2 separate regions of the Mus musculus genome follow, and region 1 is linked to region 2. Evidence: chromatin loops called from intact Hi-C (ENCODE). Cell type or tissue: left cerebral cortex. All regions are shown on one strand. Links, peaks and the distances in the headings refer to the core of each region. The heading gives the core; the rest is flanking DNA. Region 1 has its middle 69 kb from the start of Mir3970. Region 2 has its middle 8.3 kb from the start of Gm29946.

Region 1 (10,336 bases), core at 1,509-9,508, 110 kb after region 2:
CAAACATAGTAGTTTAGTCCAAGCTGAGGGAAAACAGTCCCAATCCAGCTGGCAAGTTGTGTCGTTCACTTATGAGCCACGAGCCATTTGTTATAAAAGAGAACCTAACATGAATTAACCACTAAAGCCACATTTAAACAGGACTGATGCTGTGGACTAGGTAACTGAGTCAACAGCTTAGCATCATTCTCCCTTGGCTTTGGTACTTGCTAACTGTATGACCTTGGTCGAGTCATGTACTCTTTCTGAGCCCAGCAACCTTATCCATAACATGTGGGCTCTAAGTAGCATATCACACAGAATGTTACGATGATGAAAAAGACCACTCAGCCTAAGCTGATGCACACCTTTAATCCCAGTACTTGGGAGGCAGAGGCAAACACATCTCTGTGAGTTCGAGGTCAAGCTGACAAGTTCCAGGACAGCCAAGGTTACACAGAGACGATACCCCTCCAAAAAGACCATTCATTGGGCAGGAGAGACGGCTCAGTAGGTAAGGTCAATGGCTGTTTCAGCGGACCTACCTTCTATTCCCAGGCCTGACCAGACCTCTTACAACCACCCAACTCCTGTTCCAGGGGGTCTGATGCCCTCCTCGGGCCCCGGCAGGCACCAGACACATACATGCTGCACAGGCACACATGCAGGCAAGTCATACACATAAAATGAAATATTAAAAAAATTACATGCATTAAAAGTCCATAACACAAAGGTGAGACGGAGCTCAGCTGCTACTTCATCTCCTCACCTCTGGCTCTGTATAATGAGCGGAGGTTTAAGAGGCAGGGTGAAACAAGACCAAACAAAGCCAGAACAAGCCAAAGCTAAATACCTGAAGCAAAAAGTACAGTTGAGCATGTTGTTTGGGCACTCGAAGGTGAGAAGTTAAGGACGAAGGATGGAAGGATTTGACTAGAGCTATCAGAGAGAACACACAACACCCAGATCTGAATTTCAGATGAACAATGGATTTCTTCAGTATCCCAAATATTGCACCAGACATTCTTTTACTAAATAAATTATTCATTGTTTATCTGAAATTCTAGTATAAATGGGTGTCAGTGTTTTCATTTACCAAACCATGCAACCTCGACAGCCTGATTTTTGTAAGAAATCTCTTAACCCTGTAAGGACACTCGGAGTTCAGAAGAGCCTGACGTGGGCAACTGCAGAGCCATCCTGGGAAAGGTCGCACCCTCTGCCACCCTTTGTTTTGTGAAGCAAGGGCCTCATGGGGAAAACCTCAAGTGAGCAATTTTCCCTTCCCTGCACCCTCCACATGAGCCTGCTGCAGAGAATGCTGGGGAGCCTGCTGCAGCCTCCTTACCCGCTTGGGTCTCTGTGACCCAGGTTTTCCTTGGGTGAGGCCCTGTGGTCACGCTATAGTGACTGTTTGAACCCCCACCACACCCTGCTTGGTTGCCAGTGGGTGGGGGCAGAAGAGGTAGAAACAGGGAAAGAATGCTTAGCCGTTTTGATCAGCTGGGTTGTGCTTTGTCAGATGGTCTCACAAAACTTTAATTCCTGCTTTGATGCCTAGTGGCCGCACAGTGTCCTCGCCAGGCTTGTCTTAATAGGCTGCTTGCATGAAGTCAGACGGATCGCCTTTGTTGCACTTTCGTACACCTCATGACAGCGGCTCTTTTACGTTAAGGAGGAAACTCTGTGGTTAAACTGTAGCCTAGGTATTTTTAGAGCCGTTACCATGTTAACCAAATTTCATACATTTCACCTGCAGGATATGCAGTAACACCAAGGCCTTCCCTAAAAGCTAACCAAAAAAAAAAAATGTATTTAAGCAATTAATGCAATTAATACTGTCTTTAGGACTAAGACCATGTTATCTGAGAACAGAGTCGCTGGTGCTGACACCTTTTCTCTTCTATTTTTTTTCTTTTTGAATGGATGGATGGTAATGTCTTTAAGGGAGTACCTTTTTCTTTGATACAAGTGACTTGAAGGGCCAGAACCAAAAGCTTAAAGCTGGTTAGTTCTAAAGGTCAGAGCCTGAAGGCAGCGACTCCTTTGTGAATCATTAAGCTTTCCTAAGCTGCTTCTGACAGACTTCTGGCTTTGCGCCACCTGTCTTGGGTCATTTTACACTGCGAATCCTTATGCTGTTCCAGTTTTTAAGTCAGTAGCAAAGGTTATGAGAAAGACAGAACTTGTGTTGCTGTTGTTTTCCTTCTCAATCCGGCATCGCCCCTAAGCTTTCAGAGCACAGAGCCAGTTTGTGTTTAGGGCATCTTCACACGCCCTACTAGAGAGCATTTAAAGAAGACCCATGGGTCCACAGATGAGCCAGATGTGATGGAAGGGATACCCATTAGCAATAAAGTGAGAGTCCCCATCACTACTGACCAGTGATTTTCACCACTAATCCCAGCACTGAAAGTTCAAGATAGAACTAATATCTGAGGTGCTATCAGATATTATCTTCCATCATCAGTTAAACTGGATGAGTTTTGACATACTTAGAATTCGCTGTGTTAGCCCAATGAGGTTCAAGTGACAGGACACGTCACTGCCAAGTTCTATGCCAGTTTATCTTCTAGTCATCTGAATAAAAGTCACTCTGCACCAAAAAAATTCTCTTAAACACAACGAAATTCTGTTTTATGGAGCCAAGGGACATTAAGCTGCTAAAACACATGCTTTCAAAATCGAATGTGGAATAGCTGTCCTGTTTCTCAAGGGAAAAAATACACAGTTAAACCTTGCTTATTCATAATAACCCAAACTTCCGGAAGGCTTAAGCATTTGGAATTGCTCCAAACCCAAAAGAGGGGAGGAGGGAAAGGGAAGGGTTTGGAGAGCAAGGGGATGGGGGGGGGGGGGGGGATGGAGGGAGAGAAGGACAGAATGAACCAGCAGCAAGCAAGCCAGTTTTTAGAAGTAGACCTGAAACCCTAGCAACACTGAAAGAAGACCTGGAGCTTGCATCTGATTGGCTTACCAGCCAGCCGGAATGCTGAGCTCTGATTGGCTAGTGATGATGTCTCCAAATAATCAGCCTTTTGCAGGGAAGCAAATTTATCTGGCAGAAAGGACAGGAGGTAGAAGAAGCAGGCAAGAAGCAAAGGGAAGCGAACAGGGCAAAATGAATGACAGGTTATTTGTAACAAAGGTGGCAGCTGAGACGACAATGAGAACAAGAATCACTATTTATGTAGCTGCTTACAGTTTTTACAAACTAGGCTCCCTGAAATTACTGACACTGTCTTCAGAAGGACCTTCAAGGATTGCAGAAGTGAAATGACATTCCCCAGGTTACACAGCGAGTAAGAAAAAAGCTGAGGTCACCGGTCTCTAATCCAGGGCTGTTGACACCACAGAGTCTCTGGAGAGAATAATTTGGAGTTATCCTGAGGAATTGAGCTAATCCTCTGATCACAGAAAAGACCACCAGCAGCCACATCAGCTACAGTTTAGTGGGAGATGCAGAAAGGGCGTAGGGCTCACTGCCCTTTGCTACACAGAGGTTGAAATCATCGCTCAAGAAATATCTCCATGCACATTAGGAAGAACGGCTAGTGTGGTAGAAAGGAGGCTTGCATCTTGAGTGCTCAGTGCAATCATTTATTTACCCGGGATGGCTCACAGTGCCAACAACAGCATAATCATCTGTCCCCCAGTTGTTCAGCTATAAATGCGCAGATCATTTTTGTTTCAACTTTCTTCCCATATGCGATGCCTCTGTAAGGCCTGTAGCTGTCACTTCTAAAACCCTGAAGCCAGGTGCTTATGCCATATCGCTGGCCGCCATACTCTCCTCGGAGCCACTGTACTGTTCGACTGGGGTTTCAGTTCATTGCTCCAGCTGTGGTTTTGTGTTTATACCCTCGCTTCCCTAACTTCATCTTCTTCCCGCCCAGTCAATTCTCTGGAATATGTCAAATGCTTAAACATTACACTAAAAATGACATTCAAGGGTTCTAGCAGGGCCCAGCCTGAGTTCACTGTAAGTGCCTATGCCCAGGGCATATTGCTCGACACATGGTGGCCTCCTTTGTGGCTCTAGAGCAGAACCTCTCTCTCCAGTGCTGTTCTTGTCTTCATGTCATCAGACTTCAGGCTCACGTGGCTTTTCCTACAAGCTGATCTAAGTTCCCTGTTATTTTCTTATATGAATTCTTTTTATTGACTTCCTGTGATTTCTCAACTGAAAAGATTGTTTTTATTTGACTGCTTAGCCCTCCTTTTATATGTCTCTTTACTATGAAGCTCTATGAAGTTAAAACCTAGGATTTCACACACCACCCAGGAAAGTAGTGCATAGTGCTTAGTGGGTGCTTGATAGCTGTGTTGAATGAATGAATGAATGAATGAATGAGCAACCAGAGCTTTAGCATGTTTGGTGTTCCATGACACCTCTCTACCAACAACTAGGGACAGGGCTCCTGTAGGACAGTCTGTTGTTCTGTAATTCTTTTCAAAGTCATGATTGCTAATAAGCTACCATCATTTAGAAAGTTCTGTGAAATTCCTAACATAATTTCTGAAAGTGGGGGGAGGAAAATCTTGTTTAGACCTAGGCCTGGGGCATGGTAACAATGCATAGGTACCACCCACTGGTCATATAAGTTGTCAACTTTTTTTTTATTTGCCCAAATTGTGTCTCTGAGGGATAAACATATCCTTAGCAAAATGCATCAACCTATTGGGATTTTAAAGTCATAATTGAGCCAACGCCTTGGTCAAAGTATTGTTGCTTTAATTATGCCCATTTATTTCAACATTCCAATTTTGGAAATTTTTTAGCTGCCCCATTACATTTTCTTTTGCAAGTGAAAATTGTCACGATGCCCTCTGGTGGAATTAAAATTTTTCTTCCTTCTTTCCTTTCTTCCCTAGCTCTGTCCCTCGCGCCCTCTTTCCCTCCTTCCATCTTCCCTTATCTGTTTATCCTTTTATGTATTTAGAATGAAACACAGGAGCCATGGGATTTATATTACTTTGCAATGCTGACTGACTAGGTATTATATCAAAGGTCAGATTAAAGATGATGGTAACTACAACACTCATAGCTATATTTACAAACATGATCAGAACAGAGGAGCAAGAGTTGGCTGTGGCTCACCAAGAATAAGCAGGACTTGTGTCATTATATCCCCACTAGAGCTGATGCAGCTGACAGAATGGCAAGGCTTTCAAAACTGGTTCTGTGCACCAGGTCACGACTTCAGTACTTCTTTGTAGAGCCATGTCATTCTTCCTTTCCTTTCCTTTCCTTTCCTTTCCTTTCCTTTCCTTTCCTTCTTTCTTCTTTCCTTTCTTTCTTTTCTTTCTTGTTTTTTTTTTTTTTCTTTTAGGCAATCTGGATTACACACCAAACGAGATCCTGCTTAAAAAGAAATCAGACTTTTGGGCGATCCAACCCCTGGAAGATGTCAGGGCTGTTCTTTAAGCAACCATGGTCTTAAGACAGAGGGAAGTAACATTTATCGGAGTAGATTAGTTTCCATATTTGTTTATTTCAATGCAGTAAAAAAAAAATTGAAAAGAAGACAAATGAGTATTTAAATATCTATCAACATGTCCTCAAATTATTTAGTGATTGTTTTAAAATTTCCTAAAAGTCAGACAGTAGAAATAAGCTATGGATATAGTACAGATGCATTCAACCAGCTGATTGCATTACAATTGAATCTTTGGGTTTGGTGCACCCCAAATTAAAAGACAAGAAAAAGAGAAAACAAAACAAACAAAAAACAAAAGGACCCAGGGCTCCTGTACAGCAGGCCGATCTAAATCTCTCAAAGAGTAGTACTGCCCCCTAGCGGGAGTTTGGAAAGATTCTAAGGGCCAGGTGTGAGGGGCTGGTCTCAGGAGGGAGCTATCCAAAGGGAAGTTCCGCACTGTGCTGCTGCTCCAACAATTATTTACACAGTCAAAAAACCTGTCTGCAATGCCTTGTGACCAGGACCAAATTCAGTTTTACATCAAGGCAAAACAGACAAACACAAATCCAATTACTTTCCAGTTATTTTTTTTAAGGAATGCGAATCTGACATAAAGTGAGGGCAGAATGCACATTGTTTCTGTAGTAGCACTAGCATTCTGAGAATGCTAGCGTCAGGATCTCTGCCCACAGATGGGTCTGGAGGGCTCTGGAAGACACAACTGTAGCCATGTCATTTGGAATGTCGAAATTCAAAGCAAGCCCACAAACGGGGCTGACCTCTTTCTTTCTTTACAATTAGACAAATTACAGCAATCCTTCTGAGAATGTCTGTTTGCCTTGGTAATATTATCAATGAATTTCATTTTAGTACAGTAAAGATTGTTGTCAAAATGCTTGCTATAATACACAACAATGAAGGAAACCAGCAGAGACAAATGCTAGACACTTTTCTTGCATGGAGCAATCAACTACTGAAAACAAACCCAAACCCAACCCACAACAAACAAAATGGCCAGAAGGGACTTCTCAGAACCCTTACAGGGAACTGGAGGCTTGCAGCAGTTAGGAGAGTATTGATCACAGAACACAGATGAGTATTTGTGAGTATGAATAAACCTGGGAGTGGTGGTGGATTTCTACTGTTTTATTATCAGCACTCCATCTCCAGCTTTATAATAACCCTGAAAACTGCCTTCCTACAGTCATGAATAGTAGAACAAAGCGAGGACTCTTAAGCTCCATTCCCATAGAACTGTCATCTTCTGACCTGCTTGATGGCTCCCTGAGAACATACCACGCACAGCACTGCCTGTATGCGTTGACTCAGAACTCACTGACTGTCACTGTTCCCCATGGAGATGAATTCCAATCAACTGTAGAAAGGATGCACAGAGATTAACATCACAGCTACCTGAGGTGGGCAGTGCTGACTGATGCACATCAGGGCTTTGCAAAGGTTACAGGAAAACGTGGGGCAAGATGGCATGGGCACCTGTTAAATACGGAGGTGAGCACACACCTACTGTTGTGTGAGTCCTCAGAGAGAATCCAAAACTTTGTTTTGCCTTATCTTATGGCCCTATGAAAGCAGAAAAGGAAGGCTAAAGCAAATTTTCCTTCTGACATGGAGTGTTCAGGGTGTTCTCCAAATGCACATAGAACTCCTTGGAAAGTACTGTGTCATTAGTGAGCTCCTGGTCCAATCACTAGCTGAATGCTAAGTTAAGTATCAGAGACCATGGTGGCTACCTGTGATAGTGACAGCTAGAATGAAGTAATCGTCACCAACAGAAACATTAGCCGTGCTGCAGTGAGATGCTCAAATGTCAAGAGTCTCCCTCCATGTGATATTATTTTAATTGTACTGTTCAACAAAATTAGTGACTATTCTCAGAAAATTAAAACACTGCACCATCAATATGAAAGCAGTCAATACAACTACCCTAAAGGAGTCAGGATGTAGGTAGGGACTAGATAGAGACTTAAATCTCTGTTCTTATGTTCAAAGAGCTAAATGTAACCACACGTGAAGAAAATATGAGAGCAGTTTCTCCATAAGTAGAGATAAGCATAGAGAAATTATTTAAAGGTCAAATATAAAGTCTAGAGCTGAGATGCGAAGTAAGAGGCATGAAAAGTTCACTAAAGGCCTCGGTAGCAGATCCGGGTAGTTCTACAGACAGAGCAAGCGGTCAACTCCAGGGAAGGCCAGTTAGCATCACGGATGCTGAGGATAAGAAAGAGCCAACAAAGGGGGCTGAACAGCGTCTCAAGAGTCAGGGAATACAGTCTAGTCTGTCTGAAAGGAAGTCGCGGAAGGATAGGAGAGCTAGGGGAGCAGGGAGAATGGATGAAGTAATAGCAGAAACTTTCTAAATGTAGTGAAAACTGGCAGTTTGTGAAATCAATATGCAGAGGTTCACGTGTAGACACACTGTACTCTATCTACCAAGAGCTAAAGATAAAGAGAATCTTGGTGGACCAAAGGAAAAGTGGCTTATGCTCAAAGTTCCTCACCGGCTTCCCCTCAGAAGCTGTGGGAACAGAATAGTTAAAATACTTAAAACGGTGAAATAAAAATAATAAAAACATACCAACTAAGAAAGCTATGTCCAGTAAAACTATCTTTCAAGGTGAGGACGAGACCAAGACACATTTAGATTAATAGAACTAAGAGGCAGTTCATTGGCAGTAGGCCAGCCTTGCAAACAATACTAAAAGAATTCTTTAGGTACATATGAAAGGATGAGGGACAGTAAGTTGAGGCTAAAAGGAACAACAACAACAACAACAACAACAACAACAACAAACACAGTTATTTTTACCACTACCCACTAGCAAATATAAACTGTAGGTAAATAAAAAAGAAGGCATAACTAGGGAACTGAAAAGACGGCTCACAAGTTAAGAGTGTGTGCTGTTCTTGAAGTCCCGAGGTTGATTACCAGCGCGTCTACCAGGTGGCTCACAATGGCCTATAATTCTATCATGTCAGCTCGAGAGTGATCAGGCCTCTATGACACCTGCCCCCAGGTACCTAATAACCCCCCCGACATACACATAATTAAAAGTAAAATAATTCTTGCAGCAGCTCCCTAGTGTAGCCTTCAACATAAAAATAAAATAAATCCTAAAAAGAAAGTATAGGTATATTTGTAATTATCATATTTAAAAGACAGGTTCATAAAGCAATAAATATAAATTTACATTGGTATGTATATAACATATTAAATGTGTGGTTTGTATGACCATAAAAGCACCAGGGAAGGGGCAGAGAATAAACAGGAGGAAAGAGTTTGTATAATATTAAAGTTAATATAAACCCAAAGTGAACTGGTATACAAATATACCATTAAGATGCTAACTATAAGCCTAGGGAAACTGTACTACATCATAATCACCACCACCACCACCACCATCATCATCATCATCATCATTATTGCTACTATTGTATATGGTGTGTGTGTGTGTGCACGCGCATGTGCCACAGCACACATGTGGAGATCAGAGTTGGTGTTCCCCTTCTACTATGTGTATCCTTACAGTCAAATTTAGTTTGATTAAAGTTAATTAATAAAAATTAAGAAATTTAAATTTAAAGATGGGAAAACATGGCTCAAGCATTATGGGGACGGTCTAAAGAGTATACCATTGCGCGCACACACACAAGTAGTAAACTATGGCCAACACAAACAAACATAGTAACCAGGTGTTCAGATCACTGCAGCAAGGGAAACCTGAGGTGACCCAGACACTGGGTGCAGCCCTGGCCAAATTCTACTCTGTTTATTATTTGGTAATTTATTGCTCATGCCATCTACTTGGGGAACATCTGAAAGGCATATGAACATTCTGAGTTACAAATTAGGCAACGCTAGGAAAACTAAAATCACGTGGCCAACTGACTGCTAGAGCAGAGGGACACTGTAATAACAATCTTCAAATAGGCAGAGAAATATTATCCAGATGAAGATAAGGAGCTGTTTCAGTCAGCTGGGTAGAATCAGAGCTAACATCACTGAGGAAGAAATATAGTTAGGCTTAGATAAAAAAACTTCCTGGCACCTGGAAAATTGAAAATGTTTCTTCCCTGGGATCCCTAAACACAGAGAGGATGACTACATAGGGATGGCTTTAGCACAGTGTTCTTGAAGTTTTAAGGATAACTGAATGATGCATATCTAGTGATTTATGTTCAAATCTCATAGATGTGGGTACAAATAATTGCTTTGTTGTGGACTAGAGATACAAATCTGCCAGACAAAGGTCAGAATTCATTTCTTCTCTGACTCTTTCAATTTCCTGCTCCCTTGAACCATCATAATCGTCAACATCAAAAATTCTTTTTAAGGTCTAGATGCATGTGTTATCTGGGAGCCCACAACCAATAAGAAACACAACATCTGTTCTCTCAAGTGTGAGACTTTCTCCTCATGGAGGCAGGAACGCAATACGGAAGGCCTATTCAATGCTTTTGGGTTGAGTACTCTTGAGATTTAGCTTTCTCCAGCTACACTTTTGTAGTTCCTTTTTTCCTTTCTTTTTAAATGTTGAGTGGATGAGAAAAAGCAAGGTAGGAGCATCATTCATGGATGGCTTCCTGCGGAGACGACTGGCATAAAGGGAACAGGGGAATGAGAATTGAACAGGGAGAATTGCAAGAGGAGAAGCAAGTGGGGGTGGGGAACAGGAAGCAATCATGTCTCCAGTGCCGACCGCTGCCCAACCACAGTGGCTGCCATAGGATCACTCTTACTATCAGGGTGAAAGCATAGCTGAGCCTTTGAAAGTTATTTGGACTCTCTACTTTTAGTACCAGTATTTGTTCTCTGACACATTCGGGGAGAGGGTATAGGGGACTTTCGGGATAACATTTGAAATGTAAATGAAGAAAATATCTAATAAAAATTGTTTAAAAAATCTGTTTTTTAC
Region 2 (10,336 bases), core at 1,218-9,217:
CATCAGGCTGTGAGCATTCTCAGCTCGCTTCTCTGACCAGCCGCTTCAGGCTCCTGCCGCTGGGCTTTTCCCTCAGTGGCGGGATGTGACCTGGGACTGTGAGCCAAATAAACTCTCTCTTCCTCAAGTTCCTTTTATCAGAATATTTTATCACAGAAACAGGAAAAGAAACTAAGACTGACTCAACCAGCAACTGTTGGCTTTGCAGGTAGAAGGGGCCCCAGGCAAGGAATGCAAGCAGCCTGTGGGACTTGGAAAAGGAAGATAATGGATTCTCGTCTGTAGCCTCCAGGAAAGTACATAACCCTACTCACACCTTGATGCCCGGACAGCAAGGTTTCTGACCCCAACAACTGTAAGATAATAATATCTGCCTAAAGCCACTAACTTTCGATGGTAAGTTTTAATCAACTTCCTTAATGAATGTATTTTTATAAATGTGTTAATGACTGTGTACTACATAATGAATGTATGCTAACATATATAGGCATTACATACAGCTCTAGTCTCTATAGGACATAGAAGATCAGGTTAGAGATTAACCCTGCCAAACTGTGTAAGTTGGTGATATTACATGATTTCAACTAAGCAAACAACTATGGGAGCAGAAGGAAAGGTCCCAGCATCAGAACTTGGAATGTTTTGATATCTGGGCCTTGCACACGAAAAGCCCTGAGGTTTCAGTGAATTTTTCTGAAGCTTTGGCCGTATATAGCTCTGCTAAAGATAAAAGCAGTTTTAAGGGAACATTTGGGCAATGTCTCAGGGCAGCCAGCTTGAGCAATTTCAAAACCACCACCCCGAGGATGGGACAGTGAACGTGATTTCCCTCTGTGTTTCAGAGGCTCATCCCCATTCAGGCAAGAGTCTCGGGGCTCTGTCTCTGGGGCAGGGGTTAAGTACTGACACTGATCACAAAGTTGCTTCATAAGTCTCTGGCTCTAACGTGACAGTGACCATCTGTCCTACCCAATCCTCTAGGGGAACATTAGAGGAAGCAGCACATGGACACTCAGGCTAGAACAAGCAGGGTGCCAAAGAGTAAATGGAAAGACTTTTCCCGGGTTATCCTCACTGGGCCCAGGGGTGGGAACTGGGGATAGAATGCCAGATGGGCTCAGAGGCTACAAGAGTGGGTGTGGGATCATCTGTTTCTATAGAAACGTGTCTTTGGGATGTCTGGAGGGCTTTTGGAAGTTGGCACCAGTCTTGCTCTGAAAACCACACAGTTACTTTTCACAGTGTTTCCGATGCCTTTTTAGTACCCAGGGAGTTTTCTAGTAGCTGTCCTGTCTCTGGCTGGAATTTACAGAACGTCTTGTGAAAATCCGATGGCGGCTTTAGGTCTGAGCCAGATCTCCACGCAGAGAAGGCCTCAGCTCCTAAGCCCGGAAGAACGAGGAGCTCGGGCTCCAGGACTATTGGCATTTTCCTGCCTCTTCTCTCAGTCTCTGGCCAGGGACTGTACCCCTGGAGGCCTGGCTCTCAGCCAGTTGTAAGCCAATCCTTGCTAAGGTGTTAGGTGGCAAAGGCTCATGGGTTGTTAATCCCTGTAAGAGTTTTCCACATTCAACAAAGTTTAGTTATTAAATCAGAGAACATTAAAAAAAATCACCACCACAGCATAAACCAACTTCTTCGTGTTCCCTATAAATCTTTCCCTTTATAAGTTGAGTATAGTTCATGACCATGCTATATATGAAATTTTGTTCACAGAGGACATTTTTACACCTTCTCACATTTAAAAATACTGCACTTCCCCCATTGCACTAGTTTGAAAGTACCCTTTGTAACATCTGGCCATAATTTCCCTCCTATTAATCCAGCGAGTCTCCATATTTGCCATTTCCTGGGGACGACAGTGTCACTTGACCCCTGTCTGTAGGCATGCCTGGCCTTCTTCAGTGAGTAAGCAGCTTGCATTCAGAGTGAGTCCACTAGAGTCTGTGATATCACGGGCAGGAAAGGGATTTCTGTTGGTCTCTGTTGGGAAAGTGGAACCGGCAAGCTGGCAGTTGGCGAGGTGGGAGATGGCTTTTTCCACCTCCCAGGGGGATGGAGCGAAGATTCAGCTGAGGGAGACTTGTGAAGCAGATGAGCAACCATGGCAGATTTTTCTGGAGGCCCTGTGCCCATGCATGGGCCTGCTCATGATTTCTGTGAGCCATACCTGTATTGTTTTATTATTAATATTTTGCATAAGCTAGTGTTGCTTCATTTTTTTAATCACTGATAAAAAAGAAATGAACCCAAACTAATCACAGTAGTGATGACGATTTTGATAACGAGCATTTGTTTCCTGTCAGGACCTTTATTTCTACTTGAGTTTATATCCCTTATTCTCAGTGAGTGAGCTCGGATACTTGCTAATTTTCTCAGGATAATTTGCCTCAGTGGTCTGGGGTTAGAATCCTGATCTGCCTGATGCTCCAGTCTCTGGTTTTAACTACTCCCTAATGTATCCACCCAACGGAACCGTGTTGCTGCAGAAGTGGACTGTGTAGAACGAAGAACCAGCAAGCTCCCCAAGAGGATGCCTTAAACACTAAGACCGTCAAGAGAGAAGATGTTGTAAAGATGAAGCCTGCCTGCTCAGGGCTCTGTGGCACCTTCTCTGTGTCCCAGCTTTTAATTGATTATAGCACCTCTGAGAGTCTCATCTTTTCTCTAACAGCAAGAAAAGCCAGTGTTGAGTCCCATTTCCTTAATCCCCAGATGAGTTTTCCACATTCGACATAGTTTTGTTATTAAATCAGAGAGCATTAAAAAAAAAAATCACCACCACAGCATAACCAACTTCTCCATGTTCTCTATAAATCTTTACCTATTTCAGTCCATGTGTGTGTGAGGCATGTGTGGTTTAGCCAGAGTGACTTTGTGAGGACTCTCCTCTGGGCATTAGCAGTGTGCTTGGGACACTTTCTTTTGCCTTGAGACGGTATATTCTTTTTTTTTTTTTAATTGTTCTTTATTTTTTATTGGATATTTTCTTTATTTACACTCCAAATTTTATCCCCCCCAACTCCCTATCCCATCCCCCCCTCTTCCTGCTTCTATTCCATCCACCCACCCACTCCCTCCTCACTGCCCTGGCATTCCTCTAAACTGGGCCATCAAGTCTTCACAGGACCAAGGGCCTCTCCTCCCATTGATACCAGACAGGGCCATCCTCTGCTACATATGCAGCTGGAGCCATGGGCACCTCCATATGTACTCTGGTCTGTGGTTTAGTCCCTGGGAGCTCTGGGGGATGCCCAACCGAGAGGAGGGAGAACCTGTAGACACCATATCCAGAGATTAGGCAAGGCCCCCAGTTGGGGGATGGAGCCACCCACTCATCTTCAAATTTTTATCCCAGAATTTCTCCTGTCTAAAGGAAATATGGGGACAAAGTGTGGAGCAGAGACTGAAGGAAAGGCCATCCAGAGACTGCCCCACCTGGGGATCCATCCCATATACAGACACCAAACCCAGACACTATTGCAGATGCCAAGAAGTGCTTGCTGACAGGATATACCTGTCTCTGGAGAGGCTCTGCCAGAGCCTGACACAAATGAAGGAGCTAGGAAAAGGACTGAAGGAGCTGAAGGGATTTGCAACCCCATTGGGAGGCAGTATACTCTTTGTTTTGTTTTTTTTTTGTTTTGTTTTGTTTTGTTTTGTTTTGTTTTGTTTGAGACAGGGTTTCTCTGTGTAGCCCTGGCTGTCCTGGAACTCACTTCGTAGACCAGGCTGGCTTTGAACTCAGAAATCCGCCTGCCTCTGCCTCCCGAGTGCTGGGATTAAAGGCGTGCGCCACCACTGCCCAGCGGGAGACAGTATATTCTTAAGCAGTTCAAATTTGTGCCAGTTCACTGTGTCTCCACTGTCACTAGGCCCCCATTCGGGGCCTGTCCTAACCCTGCATACATAGGCCCAATCAAAAACCACAGTTGCCTCTTTCAACATCATGGTGGCATTTGCTGATTCTCCCTATTAACAGCATACATTAAAATCAGAGTAGAGACTCAGACCACTGCTCCATAGCTCAAAGGACGGGGTAACTAAGTCTGAGGACTTACTGAAGGCTTTGGGGCACTGGATCTTGGCGGCTATAAGATTTCCTGTGAATCTAATTGGAATAGATACATGTTCATCTATTGTGATAAAATACCTATTAGCAGCCATACTACTTTGCAAGGCCATTTCTCCCTCTAAGGATGCCATGATTTCAGGAATTGATGGGGATTAGATATACACTTCTAAATGAGCCTAACATCAAGTAGTGATTTGGCACTGCCAAGATGTGGGCTTGCCATTTTCCTTAGCTGCAGTACATCTTGTCAGAAACATCCATCCAGAGGAGAGAAAGGAGCCATGTTATGTGCTGAGCAAAGGCAGCTAGTAAGAACTGTGCATCTATAGAACTTCTGTTTCCTCAGGACCGGTATAGCAGTGACTTTTTTTTTTCTGTATCAGAAAGATGTCTCGGGATGGAGAATAGAATTTCAGGAAACCCAGATAAAACTAGCCTCTGGGGATTAAAAACAAACAAAAACACACAGGCAAATGATCGGAGAGAAAGGCAGAGTTCTCAGCAGAAAGCATTTTGTAAGGAAATGGCCACAATTTCCCTTTTACATAATTGCCATAAATGTACAGCCAAATTAAACGTGTCATAGATAAAATTACCAACCAAAGTACCACCCGGCTGTCTCCTGCGAGCTGAGAGTTTACGGATGCAGTGTTCTCCAGCGAGCATCACAAATCCACATAATGTTCCCGAGTGCTAAATTTGGAGCTCTGATTTAGCTGACAGATGTTTAAAATCACATTGAATTGGACAACTCCCCGAGGAGGACATGGCTGCAGATGTGAAAGAGAACAAGCTAAGGCCTTCAGGGAGAGCCTGAGAGCCCTCTTCTCTATCAGCCTTCTTCCATGGGGTGACATGGGTGAAGGATCATTTCTATGCTGAATTCACTAAACCCCAACCTCCTGTTGAATTGAGGTTGAGACGAATGCAGAGGCTGTACATTGGACAAAGCTTGATCTGGTGACATGGAGGCTGGAGGCTCCTTGAAAACAGGCAGGTAGCCACTATACCTTGGAGGCTACTTTGCTCCTTTAATAACATCTTGTGATCAGAAATGAATGTAATTCTGAAAATTTAAACTTCAGCATCAGTATTTCACTGGCAACCTCTTGGGCAAAGTTGAAATGCTCTTCACAATTCCCCATACTTAAATCTCCAGCAGTGTTTTCTTTGTTTTTGGAAAACAACAAAATTAAAATTATCCTAGAATCATTTTTTTTCTTCAAAAACACATATTTTAGGCCTGTGTTGAGACTCAGACTGAAATGGATTTGTTTAAAAAAATGTCTGTGTATTTGATGTGGGAGACTAGTGACCTTTGGTAGTTTGTATAAAAAAAATGTTTGATGTCTCAAATTTCCCTACTGAGCTTGTATTGTTGCTGCATTTTTTTTTTCTGTGATTTTTTTCCATGCTCTATCATCCCCCACATTCAACATAAGCTCTTTAATCACTCAACAGAGCTCATTCCAATGGCATCCTCAGATGACCGCCACTCACATCATGATGTCAAGATTGACATGAGTCTAATTCTAACAATGGTGAAAAAAATTCAAGACAGAGCCCAAGAGACACTGTCATTGTTGGGGGCGTGGTAAGACTCATGGGGGAACCCTGCTGCCTTTACACTGGTGGAACACTGTGCACACCGACACAGTCACTCAGAATACAAATCTCTAACAGCACGATCCTCAGAGACTACAAGAACTCCTGCAGAGGAAGTCAGTGGGCAGCTGGCAGTGGCAGGGTCAGTAGGAATGACACAGACCCTTTCTTCATTAGGATGAGCAGAAAACGATGTCAAAAGGGTGACAAGCTCAGAACACCACAAATTCAGGCAATACCAACGAATCCCTGGAGCCTTGTCTATGTTCAGCCTGTGCAGCCAAAGCTAGCCACTGGGGACAAATGTGGAGTAAACAGTGAAAGAAGAAGCAAATTCTAAACACCACTGAGCAAGCTCACACAGGGTCTGGTGCTACAAATTGTAAATGTCATACTTCTTGACTTACCGAAGCAAGAGCCTTGTACATGACGATTTAATCTATGACACTCTTTCAAACCACGGATCTATACAATCTGTAGCAGAAAGTTATACAGAGTTTGAATAGAAGAAAGGAAAAGATGATTAAACTCTCCTGCAGATCTGTATTTTTTTTTTTTTTTTTTTTTTTTTTTTGCTTTGTGACAACAAATACTTACCCTTTCTCCTTAAAAAATTTTGGTAAAATAATCGAATCACATGATAATCACAAAAGTAATTCTGTGGGCCAAGGGCTCTGAGGAACTTATGACTCATTAGGCAAGACCTTTGACTGCTGGAGGACAGGTTTCTCTGTCTAATAAAGTATTTCTATGAGAATAAAGTGCAGCAATAGATATCAATAATATTTTGAGAAGCTGAGAAGAAGTTTGGAATGCAAAAGGTTGTTAGTTTTCTTGACAGGACAAAAAAGGGTAGCTTATTAATGTCATTCTCACTGTAGTTCATGGCGATTCTGGCCATAGAGCCCTTTATGTATCTTCGGAGGACTTTGTAAAGTGAAGATGAATGTTATAGGACTATGCACACTGGACCCACTAAATGAAGTATAATTCACGTGGTTGAAAGATCAACGTTTACAGTCAGCTTCAAACCGGAGTCCATTGCTCATGTGCTCTGATGTCTTGGGTCTAGTTACTTAATTTTTTTCTGAGCCTCAGCTTCCATGGCTGTATGAAGTAAGTATAGTATCCCTTTTCTCTAGCTCTCTTGTGGGAAGTACACCATGTGATGCATAGAAATCATGCAGCCTGGGTATCATTTTACTTGTGGCTTTATCCATTACTAGGGGATTTCCATATGAAATTCAATTGTGACTTAACGATCACGGTTGTGTGATGCCCCAGTCATAGCTACCAGGTAAGAAAAGGGTTAATAGCAACACTCCTAGTCCTGTAAGTTGGCCAGAAGACCACAATAGGACCTGCTTGATCATCTGTGTAGAGGTATTCCCACCTTGAGAATTTTAAGGATTATACTCACCTTTAGGAAGCTAAGACATTACATAGAGAAGACAGGCTCAGCGTTTACCATAACCCAGAAGTTCTGTTACAGGCACGACCCCCCCCCCCCCCGCGTTTACCCTTAGGCTTCAGCAAGACAGAATGTTGAACTCTGCTGTCTTCAAGGAAACTGGTGGGTTTCTCCTCCACTTTTAGGGTTACTCTGGGCTCGGAGAGGGCATTTGAACCCCATCTCCCCTGTTTTTTAACTTCTAAGGCCAGGGTTTAGATAGGCTTCTTCTTTTGGAGGCATTCCCTGGCCCAGTGGCTCTCCTGCTTACAATAAGCACATTGGTTCTTTCTTTCGTTCTTTTAAATATTTTTATTAGGTATTTTCTTCATTTACATTTCCAATGCTATCCCAAAAGTCCCCCACACCCTCCCCCCACTCCCCTACCCACCCACTCCCACTTCTTGGCCCTGGCGTTCCCCTGTACTGGCGCATAAAAGGTTTGCAAGACCAATGGGCCTCTCTTTCCAGTGATGGCCAACTAGGCCATCTTTTGATACATATGCAGCTAGAGTCAAGAGTTCCGGGGTACTGGTTAGTTCATAATGTTGTTCCACCTATAGGGTTGCAGATCTCTTTAGCTCCTTGGGTACTTTCTCTAGCTCCTCCATTGGGGGCCCTGTGATCCATCCAATAGCTGACTGTGAGCATCCACTTCTGTGTTTGCTAGGCCCCGGCATAGTCTCACAAGAGACAGCTATATCTGGGTCCTTTCAGCAAAATCTTGTTAGTGTATGCAATGGTGTCAGCATTTGGAAGCTGATTATGGGATGCATCCCCAGATATGGCAGTCTCTAGATGGTCCATCTTTTTGTCACAGCTCCAAACTTTGTCTCTGTAAAAATGTGTAGCCCAGGCTGGCCTCGAACTCGTGATCCTCCTGCCTCTGCCTCCTTCAGCAAATCCTACCAGCGTGTGCCACCACAACTGGCTGGTTCTTTCTTAAGTGGGGGAATTCTCCATTCTTAGGGCCCCCTTACCTCCTTTGGAAGCCATCTGTTTTCTGGTGCTGTCTGACTAATAAAGGCCAGAGCTACCACTACTTTTTGCTTCTGGTGATTCAGGATCCATGGGGGTGTATTGTTAGAATGCTAGTCCTGGAGACTTGAGTTATTTTATACTTATAAATACTGTATGCAGCAAATGTTATTACTGTCTGTTTTACACAGGCATGTTTAGCCTGTGGCCCATGGGCTGATATATTCCAAGATAGATAAATGTGTCTTAACACAAAATTATAAATGTACTGAAAATATTACAAGATCAAGTGTAATCTCTACTTTCTTTTCTATTAGATTCAGATTATCGGATCTTTTTTAAAAAAATTTTTATTAGATATTTTCTTTATATACATTTCAAATGCTATCCCGAAAGTTCCCTATACCCTCCCTCTGCCCTGCTCCCCTACACACCCACTCCCTCTTCTTGGCCCTAGCATTCACCTGTATTGGGACATATAAAGTTTGCAGGAGTATCAGATCTTATTGAGGCCCTTTATACACCTGGAGCTGAGTTTTGTGCAAGGTAAGAGACATGCCTTAATTTTCATTCTTCTCTGTAGCTATCTAGTTTGGCCAGAATCATTTGTTGAAGACGCTGTCTTTTCTCCAGTATTTATTTTTTACTGTATTGGCAAACATCAGGTGTCCAAAGGTATATGAGCTTAGGTCAGGGTCTTCAGTTCTATTTCATTGACAAATATGTGTTTTTAAATGTCAGTACCACATTGTTTTTATTACTATAGTGCACTTTATTTGTACAGTTTAAAATCAGGAAAGATGGTATTTCCAGTAGTTATTTTATTGATCAAGGTTATTTAAGGATCCTAATGTGTATGTGGGTTTCCATATGGAGTTTAAGGTTGGCTGTCTTTGCTTTTGTATTCCGATTTCTATGAAGAACTGGACTGGAATTTTGAGGGGGCCATTGCACTGAATCTGTAGTTTGCTTTTTGTAGGATGAACATTTTTCAGTTTGGGAATCATTACTTGTCTTAGCAAGAGAGTTGGCAGTAATCACGATGTGACAATCAAAAGTGAATGCATGGAGGCTTAATAACATATAAGGAGATGAACATACAGAGGCCAATGAAACCCAGCTGTCACCCTTACATGCATCTCTCTGAGGCCCTGGGTTGAATTTCATCTTCATAATTTTTTAATTTTCTCATTGAATGCATCTCATGATCTTCTTTCACCTTGTCCCTCTGACTTCAGAGACTTCAGGCTCCACACAATCTGGGCCTTCCTTGATTGAATACACAATTGAGAAATTGGGAATTCTGGGGATATATTTAAGCCTTAAGACTTTGGATTCAAAATGACTTGAACTAAGCCTCAACTTAGTTATTTAAAAACTTGGCCAATTTAAGTAAATTACATCTGCTCTCATCACCTTTGTGGCTTCTTGCATCCAAGGAATAGAACGGCCTTTTTTCACCCCTACAGTGTGGGATTGCACCCAGGTGTTCATACATGCTGTCCATGTGCTCGACTCCTAACCCACATCCCAGCCTAGCAATGGTTTCTTAACAGGGTTGTTCTAAATATAAAATCAGATCATGCAGGAAGACACATTTAATACTGGTTATTATAACTGAGTTATCTTTCCATTTTTAGTAAAAGGAGCGTCTGAGTTTGTTTTAAGTGTTCTAGCAAGGGATTTAGTCAATCCTCCCCCTTAAGGCAAGGACAGTTTTCTTTTACATTTCAAGAGCTGGTAGGATGCAGCTTGAGGAAGGTAGTTTGTGGGTAGAAAGCTGCTGCACTAACCAGACCCAGGGTCACTTGTGTATGAGCCACTTCCTCCCTCTAGGGGGCAATATTTGCTGTGGGTCTGTTACTGGGCAAGCTGAAGCCATTTCCTGTTCTGTATTGGCTCTTCCTTTTAAGACCTCCTTCCTTCTTCCTCTCCTGATGCAGGGGTCAGCTCCACTTCATTGTCTAATGCTACCTCTGCCAACTCCTTGTGTTCTTTATCCTTCATGGATGTTTTCTCTTCTACATCTGATTTAGTCTTGGTGTCTGCTTTCAGAGGACCCAACCTGACACACCAGACATTCTGTGCTTGATAACTCACAAATCTTTTAGGTCAGGGCTCTAAAGGTTGGCAGATGTCTGAAGACACGTTGCTACAGACTCAATAAACAATATATACAAGCCACTATAAAAGAGTAGATAGACTTCAGGAGGAACATCCTGCCAAAA

The links. Hi-C counts contacts between places; a loop is a spot of excess contacts. Peaks named below come from ENCODE experiments on the same cell type or tissue, not always from the same donor. Only the 100,000 strongest peaks of a DNase experiment are listed, where the experiment ranks them.
Region 1: a loop joins it to region 2, with 2.9 times the contacts of the local background. A loop is called at or near these places in 19 of 42 quality-filtered maps.

Annotation. Positions count from the first base shown.
Region 1 is chr19:33,221,416-33,231,751 of GRCm38, forward strand. It overlaps the pseudogene Rnls. Among named protein-coding and RNA genes, the nearest start is that of Mir3970, 69 kb to the left of the region's middle. In left cerebral cortex, for the core only: CTCF peaks have their summits at 4,814 (motif pointing left), 5,766 (motif pointing left) and 5,968; DNase peaks (open chromatin) are centred at 2,267, 2,533, 2,974, 3,499 and 2 more places; H3K4me3 peaks cover 540 bases; H3K27ac peaks cover 1,614 bases.
Region 2 is chr19:33,109,160-33,119,495 of GRCm38, forward strand. No RefSeq gene overlaps it. Among named protein-coding and RNA genes, the nearest start is that of Gm29946, 8.3 kb to the right of the region's middle. In left cerebral cortex, for the core only: a CTCF peak has its summit at 5,979; DNase peaks (open chromatin) are centred at 1,279 and 4,730; H3K27ac peaks cover 1,442 bases.